2 separate regions of the Homo sapiens genome follow, and region 1 is linked to region 2. Evidence: read pairs that join two places in POLR2A ChIA-PET (ENCODE). Cell type or tissue: GM12878. All regions are shown on one strand. Links, peaks and the distances in the headings refer to the core of each region. The heading gives the core; the rest is flanking DNA.

Region 1 (16,486 bases), core at 3,739-11,738, 520 kb before region 2:
TGTATTCAGGAAACCCATCTCACGTGCAGAGACACACATAGGCTCAAAATAAAAGGATGGAGGAAGATCTACCAAGCAAATGGAAAACAAAAAAAGGCAGGGGTTGCAATCCTAGTCTCTGATAAAACAGACTTTAAACCAACAAAGATCAAAAGAGACAAAGAAGGCCATTACATAATGGTAAAGGGATCAATTCAACAAGAAGAGCTAACTATCCTAAATATATATGCACCCAATAAAGGAGCACCAAGATTCATAAAGCAAGTCCTGAGTGACCTACAAAGAGACTTAGACTCCCACACATTAATAATGGGAGACTTTAACACCCCACTGTCAACATTAGACAGATCAACGAGACAGAAAGTCAACAAGGATACCCAGGAATTGAACTCAGCTCTGCACCAAGCGGACCTAATAGACATCTACAGAACTCTCCACCCCAAATCAACAGAATATACATTTTTTTCAGCACCACACCACACCTATTCCAAAATTGACCACATACTGGGAAGTAAAGCTCTCCTCAGCAAATGTAAAAGAACAGAAATTATAACAAACTATCTCTCAGACCACAGTGCAATCAAACTAGAACTCAGGATTAAGAATCTCACTCAAAACCGCTCAACTACATGGAAACTGAACAACCTGCTCCTGAATGACTACTGGGTACATAACGAAATGAAGGCAGACATAAAGATGTTCTTTGAAACCAATGAGAACAAAGACAAAATATACCAGAGTCTCTGGGACGCATTCAAAGCAGTGTGTAGAGGGAAATTTATAGCACTAAATGCCCACAAGGGAAAGCAGGAAAGATCCAAAATTGACACCCTAACATCACAATTAAAAGAAATAGAAAAGCAAGAGCAAACACATTCAAAAGCTAGCAGAAGGCAAGAAATAACTAAAATCAGAGCAGAACTGAAGGAAATAGGGACACAAAAAACCCTTCAAAAAATTAATGAATCCAGGAGCTGGTTTTTTGAAAGGATCAACAAAATTGATAGACTGCTAGCAAGACTAATAAAGAAAAAAAGAGAGAAGAATCAAATAGACACAATAAAAAATGATAAAGGGGATGTCACCACCGATCCCACAGAAATACAAACTACCATCAGAGAATACTACAGACACCTCTACGCAAATAAACTAGAAAATCTAGAAGAAATGGATAAATTCCTCGACACATACACTCTCCCAAGACTAAACCAGGGAGAAGTTGAATCTCTGAATAGACCAATAACAGGAGCTGAAATTGTGGCAATAATCAATAGCTTACCAACGAAAAAGAGTCCAGGACCAGATGGATTCACAGCCGAATTCTACCAGAGGTACAAGGAGGAACTGGTACCATTCCTTCTGAAACTATTCCAATAAATAGAAAAAGAGGGAATCCTCCCTAACTCATTTTATGAGGCCAGCATCATTCTGATACCAAAGACAGGCAGAGACACAACAAAAAAAGAGAATTTTAGACCAATATCCTTGATGAACATTGATGCAAAAATCCTCAATAAAATACTGGCAAAACAAATCCTGCAGCACATCAAAAAGCTTATCCACCATGATCAAGTGGGCTTCATCCCTGGGATACAAGGCTGGTTCAATATACACAAATCAATAAATGTAATCCAGCATATAAACAGAGCCAAAGACAAAAACCACATGATTATCTCAATAGATGCAGAAAAAGCCTTTGACAAAATTCAACAATCCTTCATGCTAAAAACTCTCAATAAATTAGGTATTGATGGGACGTATCTCAAAATAATAAGAGCTATCTATGACAAACCCACAGCCAATATCATACTGGATGGGCAAAAACTGGAAGCATTCTCTTTGAAAACTGGCACAAGACAGGGATGCCCTCTCTCACCACTCCTATTCAACATAGTGTTGGAAGTTCTGGCCAGGGCAATTAGGCAGGAGAAGGAAATAAAGGGTATTCAATTAGGAAAAGAGGAAGTCAAATTGTCCCTGTTTGCAGACAACATGATTGTATATCTAGAAAACCCCATTGTCTCAGCCCAAAATCTCCTTAAGCTGATAAGCAACTTCAGCAAAGTCTCAGGATACAAAATCAATGTACAAAAATCACAAGCATTCTTATACACCAACAACAGACCAACAGAGAGCCAAATCATGAGTGAACTCCCATTCACAATTGTTTCAAAGAGAATAAAATACCTAGGAATCCTACTTACAAGGGATGTGAAGGACTTCTTCAAGGAGAACTACAAACCACTGCTCAAGGAAATAAAAGAGGATACAAACAAATGGAAGAACATTCCATGCTCATGGGTTGGAAGAATCAATATCGTGAAAATGGCCATACTGCCCAAGGTAATTTAGAGATTCAATGCCATCCCCATCAAGCTACCAATGACTTTCTTCACAGAATTGGAAAAAATTACTTTAAAGTTCATATGGAACCAAAAAAGAGCCCGCACCGCCAAGTCAGTCCTAAGCCAAAAGAACAAAGCTGGAGGCATCACACTACCTGACTTCAAACTATACTACAAGGCTACAGTAACCAAAACAGCATGGTACTGGTACCAAAACAGAGATATAGATCAATGGAACAGAACAGAGCCCTCAGAAATAATGCTGCATATCTACAACTATGTGATCTTTGATAAACCTGAGAAAAACAAGCAATGGGGAAAGTATTCCCTATTTAATAAATGGTGCTGGGAAAACTGGCTAGCCATATGTAGAAAGCTGAAACTGGATCCCTTCCTTACACCTTATACAAAAATCAATTCAAGATGGATTAAAGACTTAAACATTAGACCTAAAACCATAAAGACCCTAGAAGAAAACCTAGGCCATTCAGGACATAGGCATGGGCAAGGACTTCATGTCTAAAACACCAAAAGCAATGGCAACAAAAGTCAAAATTGACAAATGGGATCTCATTAAACTAAAGAGCTTCTGCACAGCAAAAGAAACTACCATCAGAGTGAACAGGCAACCTACAAAATGGGAGAAAATTTTCGCACCCTACTCATCTGACAAAGGGCTAATATCCAGAATCTACAATGAACTCAAACAAATTTACAAGAAAAAAACAAACAACCCCATCAAAAAGTGGGTGAAGGACATGAACAGACACTTCTCAAAAGAAGACATTTATGCAGCCAAAAAACACATGAAAAAATGCTCATCATCACTGGCCATCAGAGAAATGCAAATCAAAACCACAATGAGATACCATCTCACACCAGTTAGAATGGCAATCATTAAAAAGTCAGGAAACAACAGGTGCTGGAGAGGATGTGGAGAAATAGGAACACTTTTACACTGTTGGTGGGACTGTAAACTAGTTCAACCATTGTGGAAGTCAGTGTGGCGATTCCTCAGGGATCTAGAACTGGAAATACCATTTGACCCAGCTATCCCATTATTGGGTATATATCCAAAGGACTATAAATCATGCTGCTATAAAGACACATGCACACGTATGTTTATTGTGGCATTATTCACAATAGCAAAGACTTGGAACCAACCCAAATGTCCAACAATGATAGACTGGATTAAGAAAATGTGGCATATATACACCATGGAATACTATGCAGCCATAAAAAATGATGAGTTCATGTCCTTTGTAGGGACATGGATGAAATTGGAAATCATCATTCTCAGTAAACTATCGCAAGAACAAAAAACCAAACACTGCATATTCTCACTCGTAGGTGGGAATTGAACAATGAGATCACATGAACACAGGAAGGGGAATATCACACTCTGGGGACTGTTGTGGGGTGGGGGGAGGGGGGAGGGATAGCATCGGGAGATATACCTAATGCTAGATGACGAGTTAGTGGGTGCAGCGCACCAGCATGGCACATGTATACATATGTAACTAACCTGCACAATGTGCACATGTACCCTAAAACTTAAAGTATAATAAAAAATAAAAAATAAAAAAATAAAATAGCATCAAATAAAGAAATAATAATTAATTTGGAAAATGTGATACAAGAGTTTACTCTGAAAATTAAAAATTATTGTTTAAAGAATATGTAAATAATTAGCAAACATCTTACAGCCATGAATTGGAAGATTTAATATTGTAGTACTTTACAATTTGAACTACAGATTTGATGAAATCCCTGCAAGTATCCCAACCGACTTCTGTCTAGAAACTGACAAGCTGATTCTAAAATACACATGGAATTGTAAGGGACTCAAAATAGCCAAAATAATCTTGAAAAAAGAAACCATATTAGGATAATTCACACCCCCATGCTCCAAACCTTACTGCAAAGTATCAGTAATCAAGACAACACAATACTGATGAAGGAAAAATATATAGATTGATGGAAGAGAATTGAGAGTCCATATATAAAACTATGTGTCTATAGTCAATGGATTCTTACAGTGGTGCCATGTGCAATTCAATGAGGAAGAGACAGTCTTTGAACAAACTGGGTCAACAACGTACACGTGGATCACCACTTGCAAAATAATAAATTCGAACCCTTACCCCAAAGCATACAAAAATATTAACTCCAATGAATTAAAGACACACATGCAAGAGCTAGAATAAAGCATATGGGAAAATCTTCAGGATTTTGGATCTAGCAAAGAAATAGCTGTAACACCAAAAACATGAGCAACAAAATAAAAATTAGATATTTAAAATTTCTTAAAAATTAAAGACATTGGTGTTTCAAAGGACAACCAAGCAAGTCAAAAGGCAGCTCAAAAATTGTGAGAAGATATTTGAAAAACACGTATCTATATGTCTGTATATATATGTATCTTGAATATAGAAAAACTGTTTTAACTCAGTAACAAATATCCCAACTCAAAACTGATAAATGATAGGAATAGATGTGTTTCCCAAGAAGATACACGAACGGTCAATAATCCCATAAAAAGATACTCAATAGCATCACTCATCAGGCAACTACAAATCAAAACCACAGTTAGATACTCTATGGCAAGATTTGGCCACTTTGGAAAATAATTTGATGGCTTCTAAATATATTAAACATAGAATTATAAAAATAAATAAATAAATAAATAAATAAAAATAAAAGCAGTCACCAAAATGTCTTAAGTGAATAAAACATTAAGATTTTCATGAGACATGGAGCTGGTTCCAAAGAATAGACCATCATTACTCTTCCTCTCTATCAAGAAATTAGTTAACTAGCACAGAGGGAGAACATAATTAAGAGCACTTCCATTACCCAGGGTCTGATGGGCTTCATCTGCAATAACAATTTGGAGACGTTTGCCAAGCAATCCACATACTTCTAACCAGTGACATGCCCAGTATATTTGATACTCAGAGAAGATCATTTTTCAGTAACCTCTTCCTCTGTATGACAAAATTATTTTCAGCAAGAACTATCATATGAAACTAAAATAATGTCCTGGAAAAAATACAAGGAAAATTTTTCTTTATTAAACTTAATATACATAATAATATAATAAATACATAAATAAATGTTACAGTACTAAAAAAGAAAAAGTATTGGATTACTTTCTCAATGTTCTTGACTTAAAATAAAAGGAAAATGTACTTATGTATTGGTTTGTTATAGCAATGAATAGTTAACATTATAATTTCTCTTTTTGAGTCTTAGCTTCCACTAATTTTAAAATTCTAAGTATAAATAACTCCAAGTGGTCACATAAAATGATGGAATTAAAATAACTCAACCTCCATTTAATTATACCTACAATTCCTATTTAAAATCCACATTTTTGACACAGGAATATGTAACGTTACAAACTGTGGCCAAGAAAGCTCCAATGATTCCAAACTATTACAAACTTTCTCTTGAAACAAATATATTGTGGCTGAGTCCCACATGTCAGGGGCCAACTTCACATATGGAAATTCTCTAATTAACTTGCATATGAAATACAATATTCATTAAAAAATAAGTTTTTTAAAATGAGCTAATTTCAAGTACATATATATATATGTAATTAAAACACAACAGTAATTTCTCTACTTATTAAATCTTAAGCCAACAAAATATTTTTTTCAGGGAAGAGTATTTTTCCCACTGAGAATATTTAGACTTGTGGGCCACATTGATAACAAAAATGGACCAACTCTTAATTGGTTTTATTATTGTTTTTACCTTCTTTATAGACAATGTACCCCCTTATTGCCTGTATCTCAGGTAGATTGATCCCAATGACTCAACTTTCAGTATGCTACTTCCTCCAACTTGATGAAGTTGGATTGCAGTCTTGATGGATCATATTCTTCTTACAGTAATTTAAAATAATCCCTTTACTTTCAACCATAGATCAAATACAGTTATCTACTTTTTCCACAGAAGTCTACTGCACAAACTTTCTTTACCCAGGACCTATATTCGCAAAATTCTCAGAACAAACCCTGAATGCTTGACCTGGGATGGCCAACTCAGTAAGATCTCTATTTAGAGAGTCTTGCTTCTATCTCATTCATTTCTCTCCCTGCCAAGGTTATGTCAGTGAATGACTTCCCCAAAGGTATCCTTCCTCTTGTTTCATGATATCACTGAACCTAACATGCAAAGGCTCAAGCCTTCATTGTGTCTGCTTGCTCTCAACATAGTACATTTTCCTTCCAAAGGAGATACATGGGGGTCAAGTTTGTTCTTTGTTGCCTCTTTCTAAAGACATGCCATGCTTTCTTATATCTTAGTATTATTTCATCTTCTTTATTTCTTTATATACTTCCTATGGACTTATGAGACATCATTAAATAGTTTTTAATGATGAAGTAATGATACTTTAATGATAAAGTAATTTCCCACTTTTCATTCCTGATGTTCTTGGGCCATATTTTTGCCTTTAGGAAAATTTTAGACTGTAATGTGTTCTGGCTGAGAAAAAGAACCTTAAGCCTTTTTTTTTTTTTTTTTTTTTTTTTTTGCCTTTCTGTTACCTAGATGTCTTTTCAAGTAAAAGTATTTAGCAATTAAAACAGTTTTGTGGCCATGAAATGTTAAGCTCATCCAAGTCCATGCAGGCTTCAATTCACTGATTTATTGTTTGTTGTAAGTACAATTTATTTAGATGTATGACTTATTATTTGTGTAAACATCTATTATATAAACATGTATTGTGCAAATATATTATTAGAGCTTCAAATGTGTCAGAAATTTGCTAGGTGTTGAAGATAGAGTAATGAACAAGGCAGGAAATTATTTCTGGCTTCATGTAGCTAACAATCTATAAGTGACTTAATGTTACACTCTTTATTTACTTAAAGAATTACTCAACTCCTGAAGTGATCTCAGGAAGCACATCTGCAAAGCCTCTCATAAAAGACTGTGGTTCAGCCAAAGATTTCATGATCTATAAGTGCATTCAGTTAGAACACAGGGTGACTGGAGGCAATATTCCATAACAATTAAGATTTCAGGTTACAGAGCCAGGCAGTCCTGGGTCAAATTTTGGCTTTCTTCACTGGGTGGCAGTAAACCTTGGCAATCCAATGGACTTCTCTGTCCTTTACTTTTCCCAGGGTCAAACGAGATTAAAAAATAGTACATATCTAATAGGGTTGTGAGGACTAAAATAAAATATACGGGCTTAGAACAACACTTAGCACATAGTAAATGATTGATAAAGTCAGCCATTATTATTATTAATTTTCATTAGTATTTTCTACTTAAATATTTAAGTAAAACACTCAGTAGCTGAAAATGAGAAACAAAATGTAAGACCCTTGAGCCTTTAAAGTTCAAAATCAATGTGCTAATACTTTGGAGTTGTATTGGATGTTGGAGTAGTTTATAAATGTATCAGTCAGAATCCAGGCAGGAAAACAGAACCCATGCTACGTATTTCAAATAGAGAGGATTCCCCACAAAGGTATTGACAGGGTTAGAAGGGGAAAAGGAAGGAGTGGGGGTATCTGGAGATCAGGAAGCTGCTGATGTGCCCTCAGCTGGTGCCCACTGGGTTGCACCTGCTGCCTTGCCGCTGAAGACGCTGACACTGTCAGTACTGAAACCACTGTGACTGGGGCCGAAAATACCCTGGTCTGTTGCCAGGACTGGACTACTTGCAAGGATGTGCTGCTGGGGAAACTACCATCACCCTTCTGCCACTCTCAGAAAGTACCAGCAACTGTTAGTCCCTGCCATGGAGTGGGAGCCAGAAACGGAAATCTTTCTTCTTTCTGCCTTCTGGTCTCCCACCAGGGTCTCCCACCAGGGTCTCCCACCAGTGTCTCCCACTAAAAAAAACCTAATGGGAAGGCAGCTGGCAAGGGAGCCTGGGAAATGTAGATTTCAGACTACCAGTCCCAGTTGCACAAAACAAATAGAGAATGGCAGATATGGAGCCGAGGGACAATAGGTAAATAACACAGAAAATAAAACATACTCAGATCCATCATCAAATCAAAGGTAAAGAGTCATCAAGATAATTTAAGCAACTTGAAGTTGGAAGATAAAACTACTTACATTTTCTTTTCTGCCCACTTTTGATTGCTTTAGCATTTGATTTTGTTTTAGCTATGTTTCATATTTATCCTGGCACAAACTCCACCATAGAATTTATTAGAGGTTTTACACCCTGATTTTTTTTAAAGAGGTTAAAAAATATTTTAAAATGAAAGAATTCTAACATTCAGAACAGAATTTTAAAATGCCACTTTATCCTTCCTACTAATCAATGCTGCCAGATTGCTGTTTTGGTAATGCGCACTGCAGAGATGTTGGTATTATCTTACTCTCTGGGTCACAAGCAGGGTGTGGGAGCTTCTGAATAGCTTCCCTAGCAAATAAAAACCATGCCAAGAAACTAGTAATGGGTAATGATTATTGTCCAAAAGACATGGAAAGTAGCTTTTCAGAAAACATGACCAGTGGCAAGCCAGTACAGTGTCATTAAACAGTCAGGAAAAAAAACAATAGTCATGATTTCTCCTATTTAGTTCTTAAATAATTTTTGTGCTCAAAAAATCTAAGAAATCATATAAGAAGATATTCATTCAGATGTTTAACAGCTACTAAATATACATTATCAAAAGTGTTTCCTGATATTAGGTCTGAAATAGCTAGTTCTACTAGTTAGAATCTGTGTTAATGAAACTAAGATCAGAGTTAATTCTTACTTGGGCTGGTTACTTTGCATGAGAAACACTGTTCCAGGATCAGGTACAAGTGGATATATTAGAATTTGGACATGGACATGGGTATATCATCTGAAAAGGAGTTAGCACATAAATAGAACACAGTGGCTATTTATGTGGTACCATTTGAGGGACTTCATGGTGAGACCCTCATAAAATCTGTCTCATTCTCTTTTCCCTTCTCAGTATGATTGTTATTGCCCTAATAAAATAATAACCTGACTTCTCTTCAACCTCTTTAGAGTGGTCCATATCAAATAATACCTTCACGAAGTTTAGATATTGGCCAGATAAGAAACAGGTAGAAGCCTTGGGCTGGTTATGTCAGGGATCCTAAGACTGAAGAAAGGGGTGGAATGGAGAGACTGAAAGCATTAATTGAAAATTATACCTTCAGGGCAACTCACCAGATCATATATTATTTGAAAGACAACACGATGTTCTAGGAAGAACACAGGCCCTGGCATCACTCAGATGGGAACTTAAATATGTTTTTCTACTTCTCTGAACTTAGGAATAATATAGGTAAAATCACCCAACACAGAGCATACTTTCAATAAAAGGCCGCATTTGTTTTTGGTTATGTACACATGAACATCAAGTGCACAATCGGTCATTATGACATGAGTTGATTTTGTGAAGATAAAAAATGCAGATATACCAGCGGGGCATGAAGTTTCTCCTCCACACAGCACTGGAGCAGTATTTACCCATGTTTGTACAGCTGGCCTCAAAGCTGCCTGTCTGTCTGTGAGTGGGGAGCCAGCTGAGAGCAGGCCTAATCTTAGGACTCCAGGGAGCAACTAGCAGCAGAGGATACAACCCTGAGAATTCACCAAAGAAAATTCTGCCATTTGTTCTGCTGGGATTTTATAATCTTGATCAAAGTGATAATCTGAAAGATCTGGACTAAGTTTCTTATGTTTTAAATTAATAAATACTTAAAAATAACATAGGAGCAGGAATGAAAAAGCCTTGCTCTGCCCTCTCTGTGCTTCCGTGGGGAGCTGTTTGAACTCTTTACGATGTAACAGGCCCCTCACACTGAATATCCAGGAAGCCTTCTTAAAGCAGGTGAGATCTGAGCAGAGACTTGAATAGTAAAAAGCAGCCAGTTATGGGATGGTCCGGAGAAAGAGCTGATAAGGTAGAGGAAAGAGCAAGTGCAAAGGCTGTGAGGTAGGAGCAAGGTCACAGTGTCCAAGAAACGGAAAGAAGGCCAGTGGGACGAGGACATGGTGAGCCACAGGGAGAATGATTTGAGCTTAGGTCCAAAAGCAGGCAGGGGCTTAATGATGGCGGGCCTTGGGTTTTGTTCCATGATAAGTGGCAAACCACCGGAGGGTCTGAGGCACACAGAGGCCATAATCTGAATACTTGTTTAAGAGACTGTTCTGGCAGCTCTAAGAGTGTAGGGAGGAGGAGTGGAAGCAGGGAGGTTGCTTAAAGACCACCACAGTTTAGGCAAGAGATGACAGTGGTAGCAGTGGAGAGAAAGAGAAGGGGACAAATTCTATTTATTGGAGGAAGATCAGTAGAACTAGTTGGTGAAGCAGCTGTGTGAGATGATAGACGGCTGCTCCAATACAGGTGTGGGGCAGGCAGAACGCTGGGTTTAACCAACCTTGGAGTTTCCCCAGGTGAACACAGTGAAGGGATGAGATGCAAGGGGAGAGGCTTTTGTAAGACAGTGATTTTAGAAAAAGAAGGAAAAAAGAAAGCAAGCTTAGAATCTTAGGAATGAAGTGAGGATACAGGTGGTTAGGTGATGGAGAGTAAAAAACTCAATGAGGTCAATGGATTGAAGGTCTCTATTATCAGTCATTAAAATGAAGATGCTAGAATAATTACTATAGTCATGTTTTTCGAACATTTATATTTGTGATTCATAACAGGGAGTAACTTTACATTGTAAGGCAGTTAGACAGTTTTAAAGCACAATACCTACATTGTCTTTGGTAATATATTCAACACTTTTTCAAAGCCCCAGTTTCCTCCTTTTGACAATAGGACAAACAATTCCTACATTACAGAGCCATGGTTGGTATTCGGTTAGCACACAAATACAAAGCCTTCAGTGCAGTGCCTGCCTGGTACAGTTACAATAGTGTAGTGCTCAGGGAAGGGCAGCTATGATTATCACTAGCCCCCTTCCCCTTTCAAACTCTCTGGGCCTCAGTTCTCTTATTTTTAAAATGAGGCTGAGGAGAAGATTGGACTGTAATGTTGTTTCCAACTCTAACATTCTGTGAATGTCCCTTGATTTGTACTTAACTGCAACACCTATGGAAATTAGAATGTGATTGTGCTTTTGAGATCATTCTCCCGTCTGGTGATTTGGTGAGGGTAAAAAGTTCAAACACAATACTAACATCACCTTTTAGTGCCAGGATAACCCTGTTCTCAATAAATTATATTTAAAAATATTTCAGTGTGTTAAATAGGACATTGGGAATCATTTAGGTCACCTTTTACTCTTAAGAAATAAGGCAACCCCTACATACAGCCTGATCCCAAGAGGGGCCATATACCAGCAGAGCCCATGTGTCTATTTCAAAGACTTTTTGCTGCTCTCTGCTGATTGGCAGTCCAGGGCAATATCCCATCTTTTAGAGGCCAAGGACAGGCCTCTGGGAATAGGTCAGTCATTTCCAGAGGTGGCATTAACCTTTCAGGCACCATTTAGTGGATTAATGTTTTCACACACTAAATGGTACCCCAGTGGTCCATTCAGACAAGATGCAGCATATAAGGAGAAACTGGACTAAAGACTCTTTCTTAGGAAAAAAAAGATGTGTAATATTTGCATTTGTCTTTATAGCATTTCTCTAAGGACCTACTGATACTGTAGAACACCATTATGATTCTGGTATCAAGAGACAGGAATAAAAGCTGCAAAATGATATTAAGAGCTATTTAGGCGATACAATGTATCATGTGGTCTAACAGGGTAATTTATAACAACGGTGAGGATTAGCCTTATTTCACAAATGTAAATATGAAAAGATAGACATGTTCAGTGACCAAGAGATGTAATTTCTTCAAGTAATCAATGAGGTATTTTCAACAGCTGTCATGTGAGCACTTTCTATGTGCCAGACATATTCCAAATGCTTCACATAGTTCAATTATTTACTCTTCATGAAAACCTTATGGTTTTACTATTATCATACCTGTATTAGAGAGAAGCAAATGAATGCACAGAGAGGTGAAGTGACTTGCTTATATAGCTAGCAGATGATAAAGTCAGGAGTGAAATTCACATTCTAGCCTCATAGCCTGGCCTCTTAACCATGCACTGTAGTCATTTTTTCCAAACGTTTGTGGTCACAATTCATAATGGAAGTAACTATAGATTGTGAGCCAGTAGAAGGAGTTTTAAAAAATAATACTTATCCAAACAATATGGAACACCTTTCGGTATTTTTCATTTTATTTGATTCCATTTCATTTTTAATAAATGCTGCTTGAGACACACTGAATTCCATTTATTACCTATTCTACTAATGGGCTGTGGCCTTCAGTTTTCCAAATGCTGCTGCACTACATTATGCTGGGTGCTAGTTAGCACACCCTAGCTCCCCAAATAAAGGGGAGACCTGGGATTCAGAAGGAGCCTGTACTGGAAAGGAATGGAATCTGAAATTCTCTGCTCTCTCATTTCCTGCCCATCCTCCAACCTCCACCTGTTCCCAGTTAAACAATCAATCAGCAGAGGAACGTCAAGAAGAAGAAAAACATTGATTTGCCAGAATGTCCTAATTCCTCCTCTGTTGTTTTCTTTCTTCTGTTATGCCATCCAAATTATGCCTGGACCATTTTAATAGAGAATAAAACACATCACTCAAAAATCTAATTCCCCGGAGCCCTAGAATAATGGCATTTTTTACTAATGAAACATGCAAACTACTGTCAGGTCCATTAATAGTCTCAATTTTTAATCTCTTAGATAATGGAACATTGTTTCCATGGCAGCAACTTCCAGCTGTTGGGAGATCCCAGGCTTTCAGTTGTGTGACAATTAGGGTGAAGAATTGCTGAGGATTTCTGGTGTTTCTGTATCTTCATTAGGCAGCATTCAGTATTTTTAAAAGCACTGATTATCATGATGTATTAGTTTAAAAAGCTTGATATGTTGATACCTATCCTGGGAAAAGATAGTAATTTCCCACAGCCTGTCACCAGGAGCTGCCTGACATATCTGGAGTGATGATCTGGTTATGATCATTATCTCCAGTGTTTGGCTTATAAATGAATAAAAGTCTGGGTGAATTCAATTACAGATAGTTTGTGTTCCAGGACTCATGATTTTTGATGAGGACAAAATCCAAGGATCTAACAACAAGACCAGGAAGGCCTTCTTCGTTTTTAGCATCCTTATATAAGAAGGCTACAAAGAACACATGGAACCCAGTTAGTTTGATGGAAATTAACAAGCTTTTTGGAATAAGTATTGCTACAGAAAAAGAAAAAATAAGTATAGCTGAAGAATGAGAGAAAGACATAGAGAGAGACAAAACCAAATTCAAATACTGAGTTATAATCAGCTACCATTCCACTGATCATATGACGTACAATAAAAGATCATTAAGTTCTAACTTCACTAATTTGAAGAACACGGCTGAAGTTACTTCTTATAAAGAAAGGCAGGGGTGAGGAAGAAGAAGGGAGAGAGATAATGCAGAATGTAAGTATGATTATCCCCATTTCTGAAATATGAAAACACATCTAGAACTTAAATAATGCTCACATAAATTAAAGCATTCATACACAACACCCAATGAGGAAAGTTATTAATGGCCCTGTTTTATTGATAAGATGACAGAAATTCAAGGACATTATGGCAAAATCAATGCTCCCTGTTAACCAAACCTATTTCCTTTTCCTCTTGGAGCTAGACCACACTTCTTTCTCTGCCTTGCAATTAAATAGAACCACATAGTTTATTGGCCAGTAGAACATAGGCAGAAGTAATGAGGTCTCTCCTCCCATCTGTTTGCTGGATATTTATATGCAAGATGGCCTTGTGAGACACAGACTAAAGATGGAGAGGTGTCTGTCAATTTGGTTTTCTAAATAGCTATGTGAAGCAATTCCCCCTGCAGACCATATTGTAATGTGGCAGGAGCAATTAATATACTGTTAATGGGTTAACTCACTGACATTTTTATTTGGAGATTTTTGTTGAAAACCAAAAGCAGTGATAATTATCCTGCCAAATACAGGAATCGATACCTTTGATGCAGGGAGCTGCTGTAACACAAATCTAAAATATGTGACATTAGCAAAGAAACTAATATCAGGTGCCAGGAGGATGGTAATCAATGATATACTGTGGCAAAACATTTGGAAAATGGCAGTAACTTGGAAAACAGACCATGTCTCTACTGAAGTGGCCATTCTGAATGAATTGTTTGGAAATCAAATGAATGAATAAGGGTGTGTTGGTTGCCTTGGCTGAAAGTGGCATGGGAGTGCAAGAAAAAGATGTTCTTGATAGAGAATTGGCCAGTTTCTAAAAATTTGGCCAGAGTTGGAAAACCAACTGCTTCTACATCTTAATTTTAAGATTTAAGGATTTGAGTTGAGACAGCTATTGAGTCAGAGAAACCTTTAAAACCCAGTTTTGCAACAAAATGAAATTAAGAATGTGGCCTTCTCTTTCAAGAATAATAGCCTCAAAATATCTACCATTAGTTGGGAGAAATAGGACTGGCAAGGATAGAGAGGAAGCCAATAAATAAAATAAATTTGAGAATCATATCCAATAAAGAATTTATGGTAGGTTACTGGCATGTGGAATAACTAGAAAATTGGATCAGTAGCCAACTAAGGTTTTAAGAGCATTATATGACCAAATAAGCTAGGAGCATGGACTTAGCACATTTCTAACTGTGACTTACAAATAATTCTTGAACCTTCAATCTTCCACATGCAGAGAGCTCTATAGCTTCCAACAAGGGCATACCAAATGCTATTGCAGATGTGGCCAAGGAAGAGGGGGAAAAAAGAAAGAACCTCCTAGAGAATGGATCCAGGGGCCACGGAGTTCCTACCAGAGAGCAGAATCAAGTCTAAACAGGAGCTAATCAGAAACTTCTCTCATTTCCAAGGCAGAGAAACTTCACAATGCCTGACCTACAGGATTCCCTCACTGCTCTGCACCAGTGACTGCTATGTCTTCCATTCTTCTCATAGTGTTTATTGTGACTTTCCTCCCCTTGCTCCATCATTGTGTGGTATCTTTAGAGTTCAAAAGTCACCACACCATGAAGTGCCACATCTTGACCTCCACATCAGTCTGAGATCCTAGACTTTGAGCTGAATGCGGTAGCTATAGGACTTTGAATTGTGTAGCTTGAGGAGGATGTCAGTGTGTTTTATGCATGGAAGGAAGAGTAAAACAGATATTTGGTGACCAAATGGGGGTGACATGGCAGAGAAAATGTTATGTGTTTACCAAACTTATTTTCTTTTCTTCCTGTGCATAGAGTCCAGCTGCCATCACAGTTAACACGGTCATTCAACTGAGTCCTAACCAAAGGAATGTAGGCATAATTGAAGCATATACCATATCCAGAACTTGCCCACAAAATCTATGGCACTATTTCATGTCCTCTCCCTAGCTGCTAGTTGTATGTCAACACCAGAGAAAACTTGAGAGATACACATATTTTCAATGTGTAAATTATTGACCTGAGTCCTTGGAAGATCTTATGGAGAAGAGCTCCCATCCCATACCCGCAACTGACACCTAAACCACACTGGACTAAATAAGACTGTTTACAGCAGCTTTATTTATAATACCCCAAATGGGAAGCAGCCAAGATGTTCTTCAACAAGTGAATAGATAAACAAACTGTGGTATATCCATATAAAGGAATACTATTCAGCAATAAAAAGGCATAAGCCATCAAACCATGTGAAGACATGGATGAATCTTAAATGTATATTACTGAGAGAAAGAAGCCAGCCTGAAAAGGCCAGTCTGTATCTTTCCATTTATATGACATTCTGAAAAGGGGAAAACTATACAGATGGTAAACAGATTACTGGTTTCCAGGGATTCAGGAAGGGGTGGATTAGGACAAAGTGAAATAATTAAAGCACATGGGATATTTTAGGACAGTAAAACTATTCTTTATGATATTTAATGGTGGATACATGACACAATGCATTTGAGAAAACCCATAGAATTTTAGAGTATAAAGTGTGAACCTTATTATATGCAAATTTAACAGAAATCATTTAAAGGTTGAAGGATCCCAGTATGGAATATAGACTGTGACCCCCTGCCAAAAAAAAATCTAATTTTGTTACAAAGCTATGAAATAACCTCATCAACAAGGAAAAAGGTACTAACTTAGGTGATTTTGGAAATGA
Region 2 (16,486 bases), core at 4,250-12,249:
ATATATTTGTTTTCTGAACTATCATTTTGTCCCCTCATAACTAATAACCCTCAGGAATTATATCTCCCTTTGCCAAGAGAAAAAACCTGTCTTTAGTAGGTCCTATAAAGCATCCCTTAGGTGCTTAATAATAGAATTTGTGCACTAAAGCATACTGCTAATCCAGCAAGAATCCTGTCATCAGCCCTGCACATCCTAAATTTGGGGACAGCCACATCTGTAATACTGTTTTTGGATGTGTAACCCAACCTGCAGTACCTCTGTAGTATTTCATCCCACTTCAGAGCATTTTTACCTCTTAGGAATTATTTTCTAGGGAGGAATAGATTGTTGTCTTTTATGTTCTGTATATAGTTCCCCTTGTATATAGGTTCACCACGGCCATTTATTGAATTAAAATCCCTGTTTTATAATGTCTGTGTCACCCAAAACAATCTACAGATTCAATACAATTCCTATCAAAAGACCAATGACATTCTTCACAGAAATAGAAAAAAGAAAATCCTAAAATTTTGTGGAACCACAAAAGACCCCAAATAACCAAAGCCATCTTGAGCAAAAAAACAAAGCTGGAGGTGTTCTACTACCTGACTTCATAATATACTACAAAGCTATTGTAACCAAAATAACATGGAACTGGCATAAGAACAGACAGACTGACTAATGGAACAGAATAGAGAGCCCAGAAATAATTCCACACATTTACAAACAACTGTTGGTTTGTTCGTTTGTTTTTTGAGACAGAGTCTCACTCTGTTGCCCGGGCTGGGGTGCAGTGGTGTGATCTCACCTCACTGTGGCCTCTGCCTCCAGGTTCAAGCGATCCTCCTGAGTAGCTGGGATTACAGGCATGCACCACCATGCCCGGCTAATTTTTGTATTTTTAATAGAGACAAGGTTTCACCATGTTGGCCAGGCTGGTCTCCAACTTCTGGCTCAAGTGATCCACCCACCTCAACCTCCCAAAGTGCTGGGTTTACAGGTGTGAGCCACCATGCCCAGCCCTACAACCAACTGGTTTTTGACAAAGGCAACAGTAATACACAGTGGGGCAAGGACATTCTCTTCAGTAAATCGTGTTGGGAAAACTGGATAAACTGCAGAACAAAATTAGACCCTTATCTCTCACCATATACAAAAATCATCTTGGGTTATAAAAAAAAATAGGACCTGAAACTATGAAACTACTAGGAGAAACAAGAAAAGCTATGTGACATTGATCTGCACCATGATTTTGTATCTATGATCTTAAAAGCACAGGCAACAAAAGCAAAAATAGACAAATGGGGTTATATGAAATTAAAAAGCTTCTGCACAGCAAAGGAAACAATTAGCAGAGTAAAGAGACAACCTACTTACAGGATGGGAGAAAATATCTGCACACCATACATCTGATAAGGGGTTAATATCTAAAATATATAAGGAACTCAATAGCAAGTAAACAACTTGATTTTAAAATATGCAAAAGACCTGAGTAGACATTTCCTAAAGGAAGACATAAATGGCCAACAGGTATATGAAAAAAGGCTCAACGTCACTAATCATCAGGTAACTGCAAATCAAAACTAAAATGAGATATCATCTCACTCCTGTTAGAATTGCTGTTATCAAAAAGACAAAAGGTAAGTGTTAGAGAGGATGTGGAGAAAAGGGAACACACTGTTGGTGGGAATGTAAATTAGTATAGCCATTATGGAAAACAGTAAGGAGGGGCCTCAAAAAATGAAAAAAATAGAACTACCATATGATTCTGTAATCCCACTACTGAGTATATATCCAAAGAAAATGAAATCAGTATGTCAAAGAGAGAAGTGCACATAAACAGCAGTATTCACATAGCCAAGATATGGAATCAGCCTAGGGGTCTATCAGCAGATGAAGGGGCAAAGAAAATATGGTTTATATACATGATGGAATGCTATTCACCTATCAAAAAGCAAAATTCTGTTCTTTGCAATAACATGGATGAACCTAGAGGACACTGTGTTAAGTGAAATAAGCAAAGCACAGAAAGATAAATGCTGCATGATCTCACCCAATATGTAAAACCTAAAAAGTATATCCCATAGAAGTAGAGAATAGAATGGTGCTTACCAGCGGCTGGGGTGGTTTGAGGAAATGACAGGATGGAAGAATGTTAGTCAAAGGATATATAGTTAGGAGGAGTAAGTTCAAGGAATCTGTTGTACAGCATAGTGGCTATGGTTAATGATGATATGTTCTTGAAAAATACAAAGAGTAGTAAGTGTTCTTACCACAAAAATGACAACTATTTGAGGCAATGCATTTGTTAATTAGCTACATTTAACCATTACACAGTGTGTATATACTTCAAAACATTATATTGTACATAATACAATTTTATCTGTCAATTTGAAATAAGCTACATGTCTCTTTTTTAAACCCACTTTTTTTTTTTTTTTGAGACCGAGTTTTGCTCTGTCACCCAGGCTGGAGTGCAGTGGTGCGGTCTCCACTCACTGCACCCTCTGCCTCCTGGGTTCAAGCAATTCTTCTGCCTCAGCCTCCCAAGTAGCTGGGATTACAGGTGCCTGCCACCACGCCCAGCTAATTTTTGTATTTTTATTAGAGATGGGATTTCACCATGTTGGCCAGGCTGGTCTCAAACTCCTGACCTCAGGTGATCCACCCGCCTCAGCCTCCTGAAGTGCTGGGATTACAGGCATGAGCCACCATGCCTGGCCAAAAACCCACTCTTTTATAGATAACAACCAAAAATAAAAACTTCTGTATCAGAATCATGATCATTTTTGCCTTATATTTTAAACACTATCAGTATTGAGTGGTGAACCACTTGGGGTATTTTGAGTTGAGCTTTGGTCCCTGTGCTTCATTCAAGGTCTAGGAAGAATAACATATGTATTTACATTATTATAGTTTTTTTTTAAGTACAATTTCTAAGAAAGAAATCTATATAGCCGGAAAAGTTTTTTGAAAAAAGTTAATGAGAGAGGAGAGGTAGAATATGTCATGCAGGAGAATTAAGACTTGTGGTTTAAAAAAAAAAAAAAAAGTTCAGAAAGATACTGATTAAGGGCCAATTCCAGGAGTCAGTCTGCCAGAGTTCTTCCTGGTTCTTCCTTTTATTCTCTGTGGCACCTTGAACACTAATTGCCTTATATGAACATGGATTCATGTGTATATCTACCTCATGGATGTATTGTGAAGATACATGAGATAATTCACATGAAAGGGCTTAGTATAGTGCCTGGCACAGAGTAATTTGTAAGTCAGTATCAACTGTGATTATTATCATCATCTTGAGTAATACGTGGACAATGTTTATTTGGCTACTATGCTTTGGAGACAGGATGATCCTTTGTAACTCAAGGGTATGTGCTTAAGTGTTTATTATTATGGCTGTTTGCCATTTGAAGCTTAAAGTAGAATCCCACCTACCTGCTAATGGCTCATTCCAAGTTATAAATGGTGCTTATGTTTTGTATTTTCTAAAATTAATATTTTCATATTGCTATGTGTACCAGAAATCACAGAATTTGAAATGAGAAAGAATCTGATTTTATAGCATTCAGAGACAATTTTTAATAACGTATATAATTTTGTGTATATTTACTTGGTAAAAAAAGAAATCGTAAAGTTAAATCAGCTTCACTGTCACCTTGGCAGATCTATGGGCTTTTAAACCTCTTGTGTCTTAGGTTTTTATTCGTATAGCTTTTCTGAGACCTAAAGTGAAAATATAAATAGTCATATGCTGTATAACATTTCAATGATGGCCCACCTATGTAACAGTGGTCCCGTAAGGTTTTAATACTGTATTTTACTGTACTTTTCTATTTTTAGGTACACAAATACTTACTGTTGTGTTACAGTTACCTACAGTATTCAATATATAACATGCTGTACAGGTTTGCAGCCTAGGAGCAATAGGTTATACCATATAGCCAGGATGTGTAGTAGGGTTTACCATTATGTCTGTTTAAGCATGTTCTATGAATGTTCACACAATAACTAAATCACCCAACAACACATCTCAGAACATATTCCCATCAAGCAATGCATGACTATAAATAAGTACATAAAGTATAATAAAACTTTTTCCAAATTTTTCTCCAGCTTGAGATTTGCAGCTAATTAATTTGAAAAGATTTGACTTCGACGTCTGGGAGTATCATACCTAAGTAGTTTGTTTTTTTTGTTTTGTTTTGTTTTTTTTGAGACAGAGTCTTGCTTTGTAGCCCAGGCTGGAGTACAGTGGCACCATTTTGGCTCACTGCAGCCTCTACCTCCTGGGTTCAAGCGATTCTTGTGCCTCAGCCACCCAAGAGGCTGGGATTACAGGCACGCACCACCACACCTGGCTAATTTTTGTATTTTTTTTTTTTTTTAGTAGAGATGGTTTCACCATGTTGGCCAGGCTGGTCTCGAACTCCTGGCCTCAAGTGATCTGCCTGCCTTGGCCTCCCAAAGTGCTGGGATTACAAGCATGAGCCACTGCACCCAGCCTAAATAGGATTTTTTAAATCTCCTTTCACAGGGCTGGAATGACTTCCTTCACATTTAGATAGTTATGTTTAATACAGATTAAACTGAGCCAGTTTTTTAAAAGTGTAACTGGAATGTACACATTTTTATAAATGTTCTTAGGCAATCTGTTTTTTAAAGCACTTAATAGCCATGTGAATGTATTCTGTATTTGAGGAGAGTAAGGTCAAGTGTGACTATACTAGTTAAGAAATAGAACTGTAGTTCTGCTTTTTATTTTTCTTCTACAAAGCTTTTCTCAGAAAAAACAAACGAAAATGGTTTAACTATATTGTCGTTGATAGATTAGTTCATTTATTCAGATTATATTTGAGGCCCTACTGTTTATCAGCCACTATTATGGGACTGCCGATGCAGGTATGAACAACTAAGATAAGGCTATTGACTTCATAGTATTTGCATCCCATTGAGAGATGATAGACAGGAAACAAGCAAATAAATAGGAAAATTTCAAAGTGTAACAAATGCTAATAAGGAAATAATGTGATGTTATAGGGTATGTGGTAAGAGTTTGGCCCCAGGCAGGCTACTTAGACTGATCAGAAAGAACTTTTGGTAGGGTTTGATATTACTGGAGGACGGGAAGAAATCTGTCACATAGAGTTGACCAAAGAGATTTTAAATGTAGAGAATAGCAAGAACAAAATGCCTAGAATGCAAAAAAAATTGGTGTATTTGAGTTTGGATATTATTCTAAGCTTTGTATTGGAATATTTGTATTTAGGGTATAGCTAAGATGTTGCTGTTTCTGCTGTATCAGAAGAGGTCTTATCCTTAGAGAATAATTAAGACTAGAAGGTGACCAGGACAAGCTTTGAGGAAAACCATTGATGGGTTTTTTGCGGTATTTTATGTTATGTTATGTTATGTTATGTTATGTTATGTTATGTTATGTTATGTTATGTTATTTTGAGACAGAGTCTCGCTCTATCGCCATTGACAGGTTTTAGGCAAAGGAATGACATAATGTGTCTCTGGCTTCTCTGTGGAGGATGAATTATGCAGACTCTCAAGAATAGAAGCAGGAATCAGTGGTGTGCTGGAGTGGGCTATAACTGGTTAGAATAATAGAAGAGGAAAAGTGGCAGGTATAGATTTAGGACACATCAGTTAACAGATGCTATTGGAGCTATAGGACTATAGGAGATAACCTAAAGGGAAAGAAGAGAGGAGGGTTCCTGATTGAACCTTGAAGTAAGGCTGACCCATGAATCGAAAATCCACGTATAATTTTTGACTCCCCAAAAACTTTACTAATAGCCTACTATAGACTGGAAGCCTTACTGGTAACATAAATGGTTGATTAACACATTTGTAGGTTATATGTATAATATGCTGTATTCTTATAATGAAATAAGCTAGAGAAAAGAAAATAGTAAGAAAACCATAAGAGAAAATATATGTACTGTTCATTAAGTGGAAGTGGATCATCACAAAGATCTTCATGAACCTCATTGTCTTCACTGTGAGTGGGCAGAGGAAGAGGAGGAGAAAGAAGAGAGGTTGGTCTTGCTGTCTTGGGTAGGTAGTAGAAGTGGAAGAAAATCCACGAAGAAACGGACCCATGCAACTCAAATTGCATGTTTTTCAAGACTCAGCTGTACCTCAGCATTTAAAATTGAATAGAAAAGAGAAGCCAACATAAACTGAAAAAAAGAGGCTAAGAGATAACAAACCTTGAGAGGGAAGAGTCCCGGAAGCCAAAAACAAGGTATTGAATACTGCTGAGTTGAATAAAATGAGGGGCTACAGAAGTGACCTTTGGCTTTGGTTAAAGCACATTATGGGTGATTTTTATACGGGTTTTTTTCCTGGAGGGACAGTCCCATAGGCATTTCACGGAGTCTGAAGAGTGAATAAAAGATAAGGAAAAAATAGCAAATATAGAGAAATCTTTCAGGTTTTGCTATGAGAGAATAAAGAAATGGGTTGGCAGCCAGAGAGCCTGTGGGGGTCAAGGAAAGGCTATGGGTTTTAATTTTAGTTTTAGTTTTAGTTTTAGTTTTAGACCATGAGAGATTCGGGGGGTAGACTTTAGGCTGTAGACAGGAAAAGAAACTGATAGTATTGAAGGAGCCTGAGCTAATAGTCCTTGGGAAGGCAAGAGGAGACCAGATTCAGAACACAGCAAGAGGGAGGCCTTTACTGGGAGGAAGGTCCTTTGTCCTTCATAATGGAAAGAAAAGTAGAGAATATGGGTATAGGTGAAGATAGGTTACAGATTTGTTGGAGGGAAGGTAAGAATATTCTTTTTGCTTCCATTTTCTTAAGTTTGAAACTAGATCTTTAGCAATGATGGAGGGAAGACAGTATTAGGATTTTGAGAAGAGAAGGTATGAAATAGTTGTGTCAAGAACTTAAATTTACTAAGGAAACAGTGGGTTAGGATAGTGTTGAGTACCTGTTTGAAGTTTGTGCTTCTCAATTTAAGTCAACCTGATTGTATGATTTTTTTCTCCAATGTTTAGTTGCTCATTTTCAGGCTGAAAACAAAAAAAAACATGTAGTTGAGTTTAACCAGGATTGGAGTTTTGTCAGATGAGTATAAAGAGGAAGATTCCACACTCTTTACCCCAAGGTAGGATGGGTATGAGAAGGAAAACAGCCTCCGTGAAAGTGAAGAGTAATGACTAGGAGTTAGGACTCTAAAGCCAAATTGCTTGTGTTTAAATCCCTACCTCTCCCATTTACTAGCTGTATTGCATATCATTTCTATCCTTCAGTTTCCTTACTTGTAAATGTGAGTAATAGTGCCTACTGCAAAGGATCAACTGGGATTAAATTAATTAAAATACACGAAGCACTTGAATAGTTCCTGGTATTTAGTAAGTACACTGTAAGGTTAGAAGAGGTCTTGTCCTCAGAGAATAATTAAGACTAGAAGGCGACAGGACAAGCTTTGGGGAAAACCATTGATGTTTGTTTTTTTGTTTGTTTGTTTGTTTGTTTTGGTTTTTTTTGAGATGAAGTCTTGCTTTGTTGCCCGGGCTGGAGTGCAGTGGCGCGATCTCAGCTCACTGCAAGCTCCGCCTCCCAGGTTCATGCCATTCTCCTGCCTCAGCCTCCCGAGTAGTTGGGACTACAGGCGCCTGCCGCCATGCCCGGCTAACCTTTTGTATTTTTTTAGTAGAGACGGGTTTCACCGTGTTAGCCAGGATGGTCTCGATATCCTGACCTCATGATCTACCCCTCTCGGTCTCCCAAAGTGTTGGGATTACAGGTGTGAGCCACCGCACCCGGCCAACCATTGATGGGTTTTAAGCAAAGGAATGGCATAATTAAGACTAGAAGGTGACAGGACATGCAGAGGAAAGGCTGATGATCTGTTGAGCACATATCTGAAGTTTCCTAGAGTGTATACCATTTGAAAGTTTGAGACAACAGTAAGGGCATGGGAGATTGGATCAGATTAGGGAAGTACAGAGCATCAGGTTTATAATGAGTGACAATAACCTATTTGTAAAATACCTAGTAAGTGTTGTCTTCCATCTTTTTTTTTTTTTTTTTTTTTTGAGATGGAGTCTCACTCTGTCCCCAGGCTGGAGTGCAGTGGCGCGATCTCAGCTCACTGCAACCTCCAACTCTGAGGTTCAAGCGATTCTCCTGCATCACCCTCCCCAGTAGCTGGGATTACAGGCATGCACCACCACACCCAGCTAATTTTTGTGTTTCTAGTAGAGACGGGTTTCACCATGTTGGCCAGGATGGCCTTGATCTCCTGACCTCGTGATCTGCCCGCCTCAACCTCCCAAAATGCTGGGATTACAGGTGTGAGCCACCATGCCCGGCCTTCATCCATATTTTTAACACTCAAGGGAAGTTTCCAGCTTTCAGGAGTGACTGGCTTTATGAATTGACTAAATAAATGATTCCTGAAGATTATTTAGTGACAGTGCCAACATTGGAACCTAGAACTGTTGACCAAAATGAAATAGATTATTAATGGTTACATCTGTTAGATGGTAACAATTACTGAATGGTAATTTTTCATTAGTTAGAAAAGTTTGGAAAGAGCATCTACTTATATAGCTTTTTTTCCGATGTTCTCTTTCAAAAACAACAGCAGGGTTTTTTGCCCCATTGCATGGTGCTTACAATAATTCATTAATTTATATTCTTGGGATGTGCTAGAAACACTTAGTCCCCAGATACATCTTTGGAATTGAGTAATAATGAATCTTTTCTCTTTTCAGCCCTCCCCCTGCCTTTTGTGGCAAAGGAAGGAGAGAAAGAGAAAATGCAGCTAGTGATAAGCAAACTAGCCAAAGTATCTTTGTGTTGTTATTCTGAAGTGAGGTCTACTCACTTTTTATCACCATTTAAACAGAACTTTTAAAAATTGAGATGGTATGATACAATATTTCATTTCTTATTTAAATTTTAGCTTTTTATGCTATAAAGTGTAAAAACAAATCTGTACTACCTACTAATTTTTTCATAGGGCATAACTTGCCCAGAGAAATCTACAGCTTTTATCTTTTTTCATAAACAGCTTTTTTGCTTTATTTTTATAATTGATATATGTTATATTTGTGAGACAAAACATGACACTAAATTATGTTTCATGACAATTCAGGTCCAATTTATCTGAGTTGTAACTTTGAAAGTATTGCAACTAAATTGTCCAGTGGACTAAAGATCAAGTCAGAGAAACTACGATTAACAGCCCCTAGAAGAAAGATTACAAATGCAACTTTGATTTACTTGCATCACTTTAAACAAGCTAGAATTTTTATTTTTATTTTTTTAAGTTTCCTGGTTATATTAAATAAATAGTTTGTTATTGTATCTCCTGGAAAGTTGCAGGTTATTGAGAGGAGGGAGTTAATTTCAAACAAAACAGCTCATTTGACAGAGATGATGTAAATGTTTGATATAACGTTTAAGATGATGGAAATGTTCTGTATCTTAACTGTAGTGAAGAATCTTGATTGTGGTGATGGTTTTATGGGTGCACGCACTAGTCAGAACTCATCAAATATGTGTATTAAATATATACAGTTTAACAAAGCCATAAAACATGTTTGGCAATAATACTACATTTTAACTAATATTCACAAGACAATTCAAGATAGGTTAGTGAGTCCTCAGTTTTCCAGTTTGCTGCCAAGAAATTCAGAGCCACATCTGATGCTTAATTATAACTTACTACCCCTCTTAATTAACATACTTGCTTCCCAGTGTTGTTTTGATTTCGTAGGAAATAATGACGACAACTGTTTCTTGAGCATTTTCTATGTGCTGAGCACTCTGATAACTTTAGTATGTTACTTATTTAATTTTGACAGCCATTCAAGTATAAGTGTTTTCATCTCATTTAATGGATAAGGAAAACTGGTTTGACAAAATTAAGCATGTTGCCCAAGGTCATACAGCTGCTAAGTAAGTATTAGAGCTAGGATTTAGATTTAGGTCATCTTGACTTTAACCCCTGTTCTTGGAGGCCCTACCGTCTACTGCCTGTCTTTTCATCGCCTGGGGTTTCTGTGAAACACTACTCTGTTATTAAGTATGTCTATTTATTTTGTGTTTATTCTGGAGAAGAGGCATGGTATAAAGTTTGATACACTATGGGGATACGTTATATTTGCATTATGATCTAAGTCAGTGGTGTTTAAAGTGTGTTATTCACAAACTTTGTTAAGAGACATGGTGAAATAAGCACAGAGATAAAAGTAAACATTTAGAAACTTTTATAGCAATTTAATATTACTGCAACAACTAAAGCACATGATTTTATATTTTAGAAAAGTATTGGTCAGTGATGGATTTGGTGGAAATACTGATCTTTCACTACAGATAGTTTGAGAAGTATTGACCTAAGCCATTATAAAACAAAATATGGGGGAAAATGACTGAGAACTGCAATTTGTATGTATATATTGGATGAAAGGCTTAAAATGGTGTATCTTTACACTTCTTTTCTGATATATAATGACAATTTTATTTGCATTAAAGTCATTGTGGAATTACAACTAAATTTTTAGTCCTAGGATTTGACTATTGTATTAGTTTTCATGCTGCTGATAAAGACATACCTGAGACTGGGCAGTTTACAGAAGAAAGAAGTTTAATCGGACTTACAGTTCCATATGGCTGGGGAAGCCTCACAATCATGGGGAAGGCAAGGAGGAGCAAGTCACATCTTAATGGATGGCAGCAGGCAAAGGAAAAAAATTAAAAAAAAAAAAAAGCTTGTACAGGAAAACTCTCCCTTATAATACCATCAGATCTCACCCACCACCATGAGGATACCATGGGAAAGACCTGCCCCCATGATCCAGTTACCTCCCACCAGGTCCCTCCCACAGCACATGGGAATTCAAGATGAGATTTGGGTGGGGACACAGCCAAACCATATCAACCATCTTTTCACATGAAAAGTAATACTGCAGCTCTGCTGATGAAACTTCTGCAAAATGTCTCTTCTCATTTTTCAGCAATTTAAGATTTTGCTTTTAATATTTTGTTTTATATGTTTGATATAAACATATATCAAACAAACAAGCTATATGAAGTCTTTTTAATCATATTTAAATATTTAGGAATTTATTGCCTAAAAAAAAGTAAGAAAGTTCAAATTAATTACCTGACCAAACTTTTTAGCTGTAGATGCATACAAGAGTTATAAGCCTTACAGACATAGCTGGTCATTATTAATTGACTTTTTTATAGCAAATAAGATTATCTGAAGGATGTGTATGTTGAGATAATATTGCTTAAAAATTATTAGGCTGATAAATGACCCCTATTTTCATTAATAGAAATTACTACTAAATTGCTTGGCAGGTTAATCTTCCTCATGCACTGAATATTATATGTCTTCAAAATGAATGCTATTTTATATCTTATTCTGGAAATCTTGCTAAGGAAGGAAAAAAAATGTTCCTGCTGATAAAATTTATGCGTGTGTTTTACTCTGTCTACCACATTCTTAAATTCATTGATTGGATTTTAGTTATTTTATACGAATTTTATGTGCTTTCAGAAAATCCAGTCAAGTTGATATTTTCCCTGAGTTTAATTTGGTTTTGCTATCCTTCTGATTTCTGAGAAACAGAACTAGAAATGTTTTAGGTTGTGTTCACTCTAACCTTCATTCCATATATGTCACTGTTGGTATTTAACTGTTTTATTAGCTATCAGAGTTTATGGCCTTACTTGTTTTAGTGTGCTAGTCTTTTGTATCTGACATACATACAGGTATTGCTTTGTGTGTATGCTGTGTGTGTGTGTTTATGGTTAAATCTAGTATTTAAAAGTTTTAGAAACCATGGATTGATAATGAAATAGCTTGTATCATTTTTAATTTATTACCAGTCTTTATTATGTTTAAACACTTTGATCATGAGTCCAACTGTAGCCTCACTATTGTAAGTTATGTGTTGTCCAGCATAGAGACATGTATAAAACATAGTTCCTGCTCTCAAAGAACTTTCCTGGTAGGAAAATTGCATAGCAAATCCTTATATAAAACAAAAATTAATTTGATGTGCAAGGTTAAGATTATTTTGATTCACATATTTAAGTTCATATTTATTGTGAGTTCTTCAGAGTACTTCAAAATACTGCTTTATGTTTGATTTGCTGCTCTGAGTCCAAAGCATGAAGGGACAGTAGTGTCCCTCCCCCCCCCCCCACCATATTCACCAGGGATATGTTTTAAGACCCCCCTAATGGATGCCTGAAACTGCAGATAGTACCAAACTCTAAATTCTGTTTTTTTTTCTATACATATATACCAGTGATAAAGTTTAATTTACAAATTAGGCATAGTACTCTTTCTTGCACTTTACAGCTATTATTAAGTAAAATAAGGGCACAAGCACTGTGCTACCACAACAGTCAGTCTATAACCCACACAGCTACTAAGTGATTAATGAGCAGTTATCATCTATAGCATGGATACACTGCACAAAGGGAGGGTTCACTTTGTTCTGCGAGAGATTTTGTCATGTTACTCAGAATGTTATGCAATTTAAAACTTACGAATTGTTTATTTCTGGAATTTTTCATGTAATATTTCCAGACTGTGGTTGGTTGAGGTTAACTGAAACCCCACAGACAGTGAAAATGTGGATGGGGTGGGGAAGAAGTACTGTATGACTGTGTTTTCCTCCCCACATAAACTTTATATTATTTTAAGTCCCTTAGCATCAAATATCAAGTTTTAAAGAGAAAAATAAACTATCTTATTTTGTTCTCTACTCTCACTGTCCCAATTGGGAATGAAAGTATCATGAGGTCAGGGATGTTCTCTCTAGTCAGCACCCAAACATAGTGCTTGGCACATGGTATGCTGAAGCAAAATCATTTCATGTCAAATGAAATCACATTTAAGGTGACTACTCTCTCCAAAGATAGGCTTTGGGACTTGTTTTCATTTTTGTGGATAAAATAATTGAAGTAGAGAATTGGGAAACTCGTATAGCCTCTCTTTGGCACAACCTTAACCAAGGAAATTTTGATTTTATAAATCAATGGATTTGTAGCTTTTTTCAGTACAAACAGATTTTACTCATTGGCTATATTCTCTAGTGGTTTTTAACCTTTTTGTTAAAAAACTATTGTTTGAGAATATTATGAAAGAAGTAGACTCTCCCCAATAAAATGTAAGACATGTAAATTTCACATGTAATTTAAGGTGATTCATATATTTTGAGTATGCAGTTCACCTATTTAAAGTATGTAATATGGGCTGGGCACAGTGGCTCACGCCTGTAATGCCAGCACTTTGGGAGGCCAGCGCAGGCAGATGACGAGGTCAGGAGTTCGAGACCAGCCTGGCCAGCGTGGTGAAACCCCATCTCTACTAAAAATACAAAAATTAGCCAGGCATGGTGCCAGGTGCCTGTAATCCCAGCTGCTCGGGAGGCTGAAGCAGGAGAATCGCTTGAGCCCAGGAGGCGGAGATTGCAGTGAGCCGAGATGGCGCCACTGCACTCCAGCACTCCAACCTGGGTGACAGAGTGAGACTCCGTCTCAAAAACAAACAAACAAAAAATATATATATAAAATATGATATTCAGTATATTCAGAATTGTGAAACCATCTCTACAATCAATTTTAAAACATTTTTGTCACCCCAAAAAGAAACCCTATATTCATTTTGAGTTCATTGTCCATTTCCCACCAATTCCTCTTTTCCTCTTCTCCCCCCACTCTAATCAACCACTAATTTACTTTGTCTCTATAGATTTTTCTATTCCTGTCATTTCATATAAATGGAATCATATACTATGTGGTCTTATGTCAATGGCTTCTTTCACTTACAATGTTTTCAAGGTTCATGCGTGTTATAGTTTGTATCACTATTTCATTCTTTTTTATGACCAAATAATATTCCATGGTATTTTAGTTATTTGTGTGTCAGTTGATGAATATTTGGGTTATTTCTTCTTTTGGCTATTATGAATAATGCATCTATGAGCATTCACACAAGTTTTTGAGTGTACATATATTTTCATTTCTCTTGTGTCTACACCATACGTAGGAGTGGAATTTATGGCTTATAGTAATTCTATGTTGAACCTTGGAGAACTACTACCAGACTGTTTTCCAGAGGAGCTACGCCAATTTATGTTCCTCCAGCAGTGTATGAGGGTTCCAGTTTCTACATAACACGCTTATTGTCTATCTTTTTTATTGTAACCATCCTAGTAGTCATGAAATATTGTGGTTTTGATTTGTTTCCCTGATGATTAATTATGTGGAGTGTCATTTTACGTACTTATTGACCATTTGTACATTTTCCTTTTAGAAATGTCCATTCACATCTGTTGCCCACTTTGGAATTATTTGTCTTTTTATTATTGGCTTGGAAGAGTTTTTTATTATCTAGTTTAAGTCTCATCAGATATATGGAGGATATATTTTCTCCTATTCTGTCAGTTGTCTTTTCACTTTCTTAATGTTATCCTTTGCAACACGAAAGTTTTACTTCTGATGAAGTCCAATTTATTTTTTCTTTTGTTGCTTGTGTTTTTGGTTTTTAATTTTATTTTATTTTGTTTATTTTTTTGAGATGGAATCTCACTCTGTTGCCCAGGCTGGGGTGCAGCGGCGTGATCTTGGCTCACTGCAGCCTCGGACTGCCGGGTTCAAGTGATAGTCCTGCCTCAGCCTCCCGAGTAACTGAGATTACAGGCATGAGCCACCACACCTGGCTGATTTTTGTATTTTTAGTAGAGACGAGGTTTCACCATGTTGGTCAGCCTGGTCTTGAACTCCTGACCTCAAGCGATCCGCCTACCTCGGCCTCCTAAAGTGCTAGGATTACAGGCGTGAGCCACCGTGCCTGGCTTTCAGTTTTATTTCTAAGAAGACTTTGCCTAGCCACAGGTCACAAAGATTTAATCCTATATTTTTTTCTGAGGGTTTTATAGTTCTAACTGTTACATTTAGATCTCTGATCTATTTTAAAGTAACTTTTGTGTAGATGTGAAGGAGTCAACTTTGTTCTTTTGCACATGGGATATTCAGTTATCCCAAACTACTTGTTGGAAAGACTATTCTTACCTTGGTTGAATTGTGTTAGCATCCCCTAAGGCCCACTCTTAGACCTTCCTGTAGGTCCGTGCATCCAGCTCTAGAGAAAGGTACCAAGTTAGTTAGAAGTCAGTTAGGATACCAGAAAAATTAAAGGGGAGCCACATTGGTTTTTAAGTAGAACCTTAATTCAATTATTCCTATTACCCTAGATTACGTATTGCTGTGTAACAAATGACCCCTGAACTCAGTGGCCTATAACAAAATCTTCTGTAGGTCTCGAATTTGAGAGACTTAGCTCATGTATTCCTGGCTTCGGGTAACTCATGAAGTTATAGTCAGGATGCCAGTTGGGGCCACAGTCAAATTAAGGCTTGGCTGAGGATGGAGGATCTGCTTCTAAGGTGGCTTACTCACATGGCTGTATAGAAAGCTTCAGCTCCTTGTCACGAGACCTGCCTTCTCCATAGGGCTCCTTGAAAGTGTCTTCATGATGTGGCAGCTAGCTCCCCCCAGAACTAATGATAAGAGAGTAAAGAGGAAACCAAAGTGCATTTATGACCTGTTGGCCGTTACACATTGTCTCTTCTACCCTATTCTTTTCATGAGAAATGAGTCACAAAGTTGACCCTAAGGTGCTGGGGGATTGGGAACCACTTTTTCAAAGAAATAACAAAGAATTTGTGGATTTGTTTTTTTGCTTTAATAGAGGCAGAGTCTTGCTCTATCACCCAGTCATATTTCATTGCAGCCTTGAACTCTTGGACTCAAGCTATCCTCTCACTTCAGCCTCTTGAGTAGCTGGGACTACAGGTGCCACCATGCCTGGCTAATTTTTATTTTTTTTAGAGACAGGATCTCACTGTGTTGCCAATGCTGGTCTTGAAACCTTGATCTTAGGCCATACTCCATCCTCAAGCCTCCCAAGTAGCTGGGATTACAGGTGTGAGCCACTGTACTCAGCTGTGGGCATACTTTAAACCACCACATGTTCTTGTCAGTTTTATTCAAAGTAAAGTCTAATTCCAAACAGCTAATGGGCCTTCATACTAGATGCCCACTTATTACTTAATAAAATGATCTCCGAATCATTTATTTGTTTTTCTTTCTTCCCCTGTGTTCTTGATTCTTCCAATCTAACCAGACTTAATGTATTTTAGGATCAAAACAAAGTAGAGGAGCATATATATATCAGAAATGTTACATAAACAAATATGACAGAGAAATAACATGATTCTAAATTGAAATAAGTATAAGAAAATTTTCTATGCTTTTACTTACTAAATTTTCACAGTCATTTTTCCAATTCCTAGGAAGGAACACACAAGTAGTTATCTTTCAGGCTGTCTTTGAATACTTCCATGACCCTGAACACTAGCTGAGGAGAGTTTCAACCACTGCTAACAGTAAGGAACATTTTCAAGTTAGTCATTACCTTTGTAGTAAGATCATATGAACCCGTTTTAATACT

Evidence for each region. Peaks named below come from ENCODE experiments on the same cell type or tissue, not always from the same donor. Only the 100,000 strongest peaks of a DNase experiment are listed, where the experiment ranks them.
Region 1: POLR2A ChIA-PET joins it to region 2 with 10 read pairs; 1 of 35 experiments calls an interaction of 5 or more read pairs at or near these places.

What each region holds. Positions count from the first base shown.
Region 1 is chr6:82,560,500-82,576,985 of GRCh38, forward strand. No RefSeq gene overlaps it. Among named protein-coding and RNA genes, the nearest start is that of TPBG, 200 kb to the left of the region's middle. In GM12878, for the core only: no CTCF peak of the experiment used is centred there; a DNase peak (open chromatin) is centred at 7,982.
Region 2 is chr6:83,080,403-83,096,888 of GRCh38, forward strand. DOP1A (DOP1 leucine zipper like protein A) reads left to right here. Exons shown (of 39, transcript NM_015018.4): 2 at 16,329-16,421. Among named protein-coding and RNA genes, the nearest start is that of DOP1A, 21 kb to the left of the region's middle. RefSeq lists an enhancer at 6,442-6,591. In GM12878, for the core only: no CTCF peak of the experiment used is centred there; a DNase peak (open chromatin) is centred at 6,569; H3K4me3 peaks cover 1,877 bases; H3K27ac peaks cover 1,540 bases.